2 separate regions of the Homo sapiens genome follow, and region 2 is linked to region 1. The links are chromatin loops, found by intact Hi-C in ENCODE. Cell type or tissue: dorsolateral prefrontal cortex. All regions are shown on one strand.

What was found. A loop is a pair of places that touch in the nucleus more often than their neighbours do. Peaks named below come from ENCODE experiments on the same cell type or tissue, not always from the same donor. Only the 100,000 strongest peaks of a DNase experiment are listed, where the experiment ranks them.
Region 2: a loop joins it to region 1, with 6 times the contacts of the local background. A loop is called at or near these places in 1 of 110 quality-filtered maps.

The regions. Positions count from the first base shown.
Region 1 is chr4:104,392,919-104,396,918 of GRCh38, reverse strand. LOC105377350 (a long non-coding RNA gene) reads left to right here and starts at 2,508. Exons shown (of 3, transcript XR_939033.3): 1 at 2,508-2,661. In dorsolateral prefrontal cortex, CTCF peaks have their summits at 2,232 and 2,433 (motif pointing right); DNase peaks (open chromatin) are centred at 1,378 and 2,198; H3K4me3 peaks cover 2,089 bases; H3K27ac peaks cover 1,745 bases.
Region 2 is chr4:104,449,436-104,453,435 of GRCh38, reverse strand. No RefSeq gene overlaps it. Among named protein-coding and RNA genes, the nearest start is that of CXXC4-AS1, 40 kb to the left of the region's middle. In dorsolateral prefrontal cortex, CTCF peaks have their summits at 1,452 and 1,652 (motif pointing right); no DNase peak of the experiment used is centred here; H3K4me3 peaks cover 595 bases.

The DNA of each region.
Region 1 (4,000 bases):
TGCCTTTCTCTCTATATACAAAGTGTAAAATCTGAAGATTGACATCAATCTACATGTAACTTTTATTATACAGACTACTATTTACTTTGTTATAGTAACAAATGTATAATAATTATTCTATCAGATTATATTTTATGAATATTTTTCTCCATTTAAAGTAAAATTCCAAGTTTTTTTTGGCTACTCTCCTATATTCAAGTTTCCATAAGAGAACTTCTATTTCTGGGTGTAAACAGTATTGGAACAACAATTATCATTCTGCCTTTTTTCTTCTCACACCTTACTTCCTCAAAGAAGAAAGATTTGAAACTCAGATTGCAATTTGTTCCATATTTGGATCTTTCTAAAGTTCTGGCATGCAATGTCTGTGGCTTCTTAACCCAAGTTGTACTAGGAATGCAATGAATGAACACATTAGGCTCTGTTACTTGTGAAGCATACAGATGACTCTAAATATATTGCTTTTAAAATAAACCTTGTCAAATTACAGAAATGTGGTGAAGCATACCCTTATCTACAGAAGAGAGAGGGTAGCATTGTGTTGGGCAGATTTTCTACAAGGAAAACCTCATGTAATTAACATGATTCTGGCCCTTTAACTTTTAACATGCTTCCCCAATTAAGCTTTCAAGGCCTTGAACTACAATATCTGGCCACAGCTGCTGGAAATTGACTTATCTCAGAAGATCATTGGAGCTTCTGACCTCTCTGTTAGAGAATTTTATTTAGCTTTTTAGATATTTGCCTCCTTTTTGCCCTAGAGGAAGGGTGAAAAAAAAAAGATGTAAATATTCGCGTATGTTCTAAGTTTTCACTATTTCAATCTTTTTTTCAATACTATATATTTGTATTTAGTCACTATTCTGTAAAGGTTGAACTATAGCTATTTAATGTTACATACACTTGCAAAAATATATAATGCAAAAAATATTTAGCTTATCTTATAAATATTAAAATGATATGTGGTGGATGTTTTGCTTACCTATCAAAAAATTTTATTTCAGTCTAAATCCTCACATAAATTATTATTACTACTGTTATTGTTGTTGCATTTATAAAATTAATGATTAAGTATTAACCAAATAATAATTCTATCTCTTTTGAAATGTGCTAAATATTCAAATCGTCATCTTGGGTTCAGGACCTGTATAGCCCTTTCCACTGGCATTTTTTTTTTTTTACTTTTTTAAAAAATAGAGTTTGCAAGGGTTATATGTCAGAAATGTCCACTTTTTTAAGAATTCAAGACCAGAATATCCTGTCTTGACTTTGCTGAAGAAAACCTTCCTGCACACAGCACCTTATGTTTACATGTGAGATTTGCCACTGTGAAGATTCCTGCCTCGTCTGTGTCTTGGCATGCAGCAGCCCCATGGGACAACAACATGCCCTCTCCAGGGTGGTTTTTGCCAGCACTGCACTTTTGCTTCTGTCATTCCCCTGCCTTAGTCCTAGTGGTTGTAACAAACCACAGGTGTTACAAACTCTAAATTGGAATTCGATGTTGGATTCAAAAACTCATGATAATTACACAGCTGTTTTAAATTGTGGTTAAGTGGCCAAAAACTGCCAAGAAACCCCACCCACATTCATTACTGTCTAAACGAAAAGGACGTGTATACAGTGATTATGAGGTTTCATATGACTCCCCCAAGCCATAGAGCAGGCTTTCCTAATTGTCAGCTGGACTGTGCAGTGCTTGTTTAAAATAATTAGAGTGCCGCAGCAGCTTCAGCAGCAAACCTCTCTTTTTTTATTTTTTTTTTAAATCTCATTGCAGGTTTTTATATCAGATACTATCAGCTTCCTCTTCATTTTAACACTATTATTCTGCCAGTCTGGAAAATGGAGAAGAGGAAAGAAAAGAATTATCCTTAATGTACACAAATAATGCAGCTCCAAAGTCAGGAAGATACAGCACCATGTGTGAGATGGATGGAAACAATTCAGCAAACAAATCTAAACTGAGGGGAAAAACGTGGTTCTCTCTTATTTTTTTTCAAGAAGGATAGCTGAAATCTTTCTTAATTACCGCTTATTCCAATGACAGAATTGTAATTTATCATTTAGTTGTAATTTGACATATGTTCACACCTTTGCCATTTCCAATTTCCTCCTTCATTCTAATTGTCTGCTTCACTCGCCTGTCATGCGCTTCTCTTGGGATTAATTCGAGCTGTCTGTCTGCACCAGGCTACCAGCACACTTGGGGCTGCCGAGAGCGTGACAGTGTCAATGTGCACACAGTTTATCTAAGACATTACCCAGCCATCACACTCCGGGATCTTCTCTTCCCTCACTGTTTACTGTTTATTCCACTTTGCATTTGTGACTTTTCTGTGTTTTATTAGACTCTAATTATGCTCTTGGCTGTCAGCTGTAAAGAGAGAAAACGTTACATTAATTACAGTGGAGGGGGAGGCGCTTGGGATTGGTAGTAAATGGACCAGTAGATGTCTCTCTCTGTCTCTAAGATCCACGCGTGATTTAAATACTCTTTTTGCTTCACTTTGGTTTGCATCCTTGATAGATGCCTGCACTCAAATGTAAAATATGCAAACATTCAAGCGAACGTAACTTTTACATGCACAACTGTATTTTTCCTCATCTCATCCAAAACTAGGAACATTGGCATAGGAAGACAGAAACCTCAGCTTTCAGGTAACCATGGGTTTTTTTTAAAATGTCAATTGTTTAATTCATGGATGTTGTCAGCACAAGCATGATGGGGAGTGGTGATGGTGAGGAGCGTATTTAGTGAGCAGTGGTAGAGTACAATTTTTGTAGAGGTAGCTGTTGTTTTGAATCATTAGAAACAGTTAATAGTCATTTTTTCCTCCTTCCTAAGGCCATCTCAGTCCATTAAACTCCAGCAATAATTTCTGCATATGGCATCAATTTTTTTTTTTGCTTTCTTCAGAAAAAAGTTCTTCTTGTTGCTTCCAGCCTACGTAAACCATAAAAATATGTTTTCTGTTCTCCTGCTACATAGATTTTCATTGTAGCTAAAACTTCCTGGTAATATGAAACAGAGGAAATATATCCTCCCCCACCCCTTTAGGCTGTTAACGTGGGTAGTAATTCATTAAATTGGTTGCATCATTCTCCCAATGGCCTGAAAGAGTGAAAGTGACTACTTTGAATATCAAATTATCCATGAAAATGGATTTATATTTTATTTTCTCCTGATAATTTCATCAGTCTTGTTTCAGGTAATTGTGGGACTGAAGCTAATCTGTGGCTTAGATTTCTTTCCTATTTTTTTGTAATCCCAGCAATTCTCCTAATTATGTTTTTTGGCTTCTGACTCAGCTTTAATTCTATATACTGTCAGATGCTGTATAACTGCCTGATCATCACTTCACATATTCTTAACTTGTGAAATACCTGTATTCTACAGATATATATTAAATCATATTCCTAAGAGTTAGAGTTTTAATGGGAAATTAATAAGGCATGAGTGAAGAAAGTAACAGTCTATAAAATATGAACAAAGTTGTGAAATATTGTCTAGGCTTTTTTTTTAACTTTCAAATAACAGACAATAAATTTCTGGCATTTACCTACACTACCTTAACTATAATATAAACATTATATATCAAGACAATATCTAAGAATATTAACATCTTGTGCTGATCAAAAGCAACTTTTTGTTAATTTCATTTTTATTCTTCTAACATTATTCTAGGGTAAATCCATTATAAAATATTATTAAAGTATAAATTAAGCTTATTGAAGTTGTGCAACTAGAATGTAACCAATTATAATCACAATCTCAGCAACTGGAATTTTCTAGTATTTAATTTTTAAGCTACATACTTTGACAGAGAAAATATAAAAGTTCAAGAGTAAAGGGAGAGAGATGAGAGAATGAAGAAGAGAGTAGAAAAGGAAATAAAGACAAGTGCAACTTAAGGACAACAAATCATCAAATTAGCTAAAATGCGGTATTAAACACGAATAGTCAAAAAGTTTTATAATATTTGAACTCTCCTAATAG
Region 2 (4,000 bases), 57 kb before region 1:
GCCTCGGCCTCCCAAAATGCTGGGATTACAGGCATGAGCCACCGTGCCTGGACTGAGCAGCACTTTTCTTTTCTTTTCTTTTCTTTTTCTTTTCTTTTCTTTTCTTTTCTTTTCTTTTCTTTTCTTTTCTTTTCTTTTCTTTTTTTCTTTTCTTTTCTTTTGTTTTCTTTTGTTTTCTTTTCTTTTCTTTTCTTTTCTTTCTTTTCTTTTCTTTTCTTTTCTTTTTTTTCTTTTCTTTTCTTTTCTTTTTCCTTTCCTTTTCTTTTTTTTCTTCTCTTTTTTCTTTTTTAATTTATTTTTTAGACAGAGTTTCACTCTTGTTGCCTAGGCTGTAGTGCAGTGGTGTGATCTTGGCTAACTGCAAGCTCTACCTCCTGGGTTCAAGCAATTCTCCTGCCTCAGCCTCCTGAGTAGCTGGGACTACAGGTGCCCACTGCTATGCCCGGCTAATTTTTTGTATTTTTAGTAGAGATGGGGTTTCACCGTGTTAGCCGGGATGGTCTTGATCTCCTGACCTCGTGATCTGCCCACCTCGGCCTCCCAAAGTGCTGGGCTTACAGGCATGAACCATGCTCCCGGCCAAGCAGAACATTTTTATGTACACTGCTGTGACCATTTATTTAGCACATCGATGGTATAGTGATTGAGAACATAGATTTGGGAGTCAAATTGCATGAGTACAAATACTGCTGAGCTACATACTAATCATGAAATTTCAGATGAATTTACATATGTGATCTACTTTTTCATATTTAAATTGATAATAATAGTTACACTCACAGAACCATTTGGAGAGATTAAAAAGTCATTCATGGAAAAGCTCTCATTACGATTATGTCCACAGTTCAGTTATTCAACAAAAAAAGATAACTTGTTTCTTTTTTTCATAACTGAACTCATTGTTTTCATGTTGATCTTTCATCCTAGCTGGTGTTAGAAATGAAATCTTAGGTAATTCTGTTTTCCTCAGTTAGCACAGTGATTTTGAGGCCTATTGTTGAGGCTCAGAAAATGATACCCCAAAACACGGTGCTTTGGCATGCTGAACCAAAGAGGCAGCCTTAAGATCTCTCTCTGACTTCTCCCAGGCCCCCTGTCTCTCTGATGCTCTTACTTTCCTGAAGCACCAGGAGAAACTTTCTCTGGAATTTCCTTATCTGACTAGGTAATTAACTTTCCTAAAGAAATATAATTGCATTGAGACACTGCTTCTCTAAGAATCTCATCAAAACAAACAAATAAACAAACAAACAAACAAAAAACCAGGAAACAATAATCACTGGAGAGAAGATAACTAAAAGTCATCACTACACCCAGACAGATTTTCATCTATTCTTCTGAGAGCAGCTTCTTCAAGAGACTACCTAAGAAATCGTATCTGCATAAAAAGACAACCTTTGTTCCTGTGTAGTTCCACCTCTAGGTTTCCCTAACTTGTCAGTCTCATCCAGCTTCCCAAGAGTATTATTTGCAAAATAAAGTCTCTCTACATCTCTCCCAAATATAGAAATTTTGAAAGCCTCAGCCATATGGCCCCTCTTTAAAACCTATATTTTGTGTATGGCTCTATGTTAGTCTGCTTTAAATACATTTTGTATGCCTTTTTCTCCTATGAATCTGTCTATTGTCAGCTTACTTTCAGCAAACCTCTAGAGGGCAGAAGGAAAGCATTGCCTTGGCCCTTTCACTATCTAGAGTCAGACTTCCGTGGTTCAAATAGTAACTCTGCTATTTCTAATTGAGGGACTTTAGGCAAATTACTTCTCTGTGACCTGGTTTTGTCATCACAAAATGGTGAAACTGAGTGATAATTCCTTCATAATCTGGTTATTACTCAAATAAAATTTGGTAAGAATAATGCCTGGCCTTATTAAGTGCTTGATCAAGGCTAGATCTTACTATTCTTATTTTTAGGTTTAAATAGGTCCCATCTTGGTTTGGGTATCTCAGTCCTATCTAGGCATTTAATTATACCTTCCAAAGTTAGGGTAGATCAGAATTAGGGGTTCTTTCCAGAAACCTACCAGCATCTAAGCCCTAGCTTCCTCCTGGGTTACTTTTCATTTCACTTAGTGGAATCCTTGTGTAGTCTGTGTAGGGAGGTCTGGTTCTTTATTCCTTGTTTATGGAATAAACCTTATGCCTTTAATGGTTCAGGGCTTAGCTTCTTCCACTGCAAAATCCTTGCGTTTTGAGATTTAAAGGCTTTGGGTTTTGAAAATAAAGAGGGTTTTCTTTGCATATTGTGATATCTCTCCCCTAATGTGGGCAGGAGAATAGGAAAGGGGACAAAAAGTAAGATAAAATATATTACAGGAAGCACATCATAGTTAATATCTCAAAATATTATTCCTCTACAATGTTTCTATTGAGGGTCTTCTCTGTTCCTGAAGTTCCCTTTGGAACCAAGCAGAGTTCTAAGTTGCAATCCAGAAGGCTGCTTTTCTTAGAAGCACTCTTAAGTCACTTCAATTCAGAGTGATTTTTTTCTTGTAACTGTATTATGGTGGTCTTTATCACACTCATTTAAAATAGCCCAGTATATACTCTATTTCTTCCACTGGACTATATACTCCTTGTGGGCTGAGAATAAACCTTATTCATTTTTGGAACCTGTATTCTCTTCTGTGCCTAACATAGGACCTGACACATAGAAGCACTTGAAAATGTTGATCATACTAATTAAACAAATTACAGGAAACTGGCTACAGCAGAGGCCTAGAGTTCTGTCTGAATCTCTGCCTACACTCTCTGGTATTCTGGAAAAGCCTTATCTATTACTGTGGATCATTGATATTGATGTAACTAGATACAACATATTAATCTTTATTTCAGTTTTAGAAATAATAAGCAGTCTATGTGCCAGCCATTTTGCCAGGCTCCAGAGAGGCAAAATTTAATAAAACCCTGCCATCAAAACTAGAGATTTTTTTAAATGAGCAATTTAAATGATGTATATGTCTAGCACAGAGCTTGACGCATGATACCTGTGATAACTTCGTTGGAGAAGGAATGAATAAAGAACTCTGATGGAGTTATATGTGGAGGCCTAGAGCCTTTTGTTTGTTCCATGGAGGTCTTGAAGCAGGTTGTAACTAAGGTGAGTCTTGGAGGATGGATAGAAGTTGAGCAAGGAAAGAAGTAGAAGGGCAGGCTTGGCAGCACAAGCAAGAACAGAGTGGTATCAAACAACAAAATTATGCATTTTATGTAAAAAATCAGATTTGTTTATATTTTAGCCAAAATACATTTTCTTTGCAACATAGCCTCATGGTTTAGAGTATAAGCTCTAAAACCAGATAGCATAGGTTCACACCTCAGTTCAACCACTAACTTACTCTACAGTCTTAGTTAAGTATTTTAACCTCACTGTGTCTGGGCACTTCACCTGTAAAGTTGGAAATAATGTCAACTTCTTAAGGCTATCTTGAAGTTCAAACAAGACAATGCATTTAAAGTAGTCAAAATATGTCTAACAAAAAGTGCTCAGTTAATTTTAGCTTTACGAAGAGAAATATTGTGTGTGTGTGTGTGTTTCAGAAGATGTATTTCCCATTTAACATCATTGCAATTCTCATTTTCCATCCAGAGATTCTCAGGAGGGAGATGGTAAGAAGTAAAACTGAGTAGAACCACTTGGGGTTCTTTAAAAACAACGTATCCATTTGCTTATCTTCCTACACCTGAAACTCAGAAGTAACGTCACTGCTAAAGTGAGTCATTGTTAGTGAAGAGGGAGTGTAGTGTGTCATTTTATGCAGGGGCATTGGCATAGAAGATGGCTTTGAATTAATTTTATGGATGTTCTAGATACAGAATATATACAGTTCAGTTCTAGATTAAAATAGCTCAAATATTTGACTTCAAGTTTCTTCATATTTTAAAAGTTTTGTTGCAAGAACTATGAAAATCACCAAGGAGGCATATCTAGTGCCCTGAGCACACTGTGGCATCAATGATTTCTACTTAAGTACTCCAGAATTAATTCATTATTTTGCTT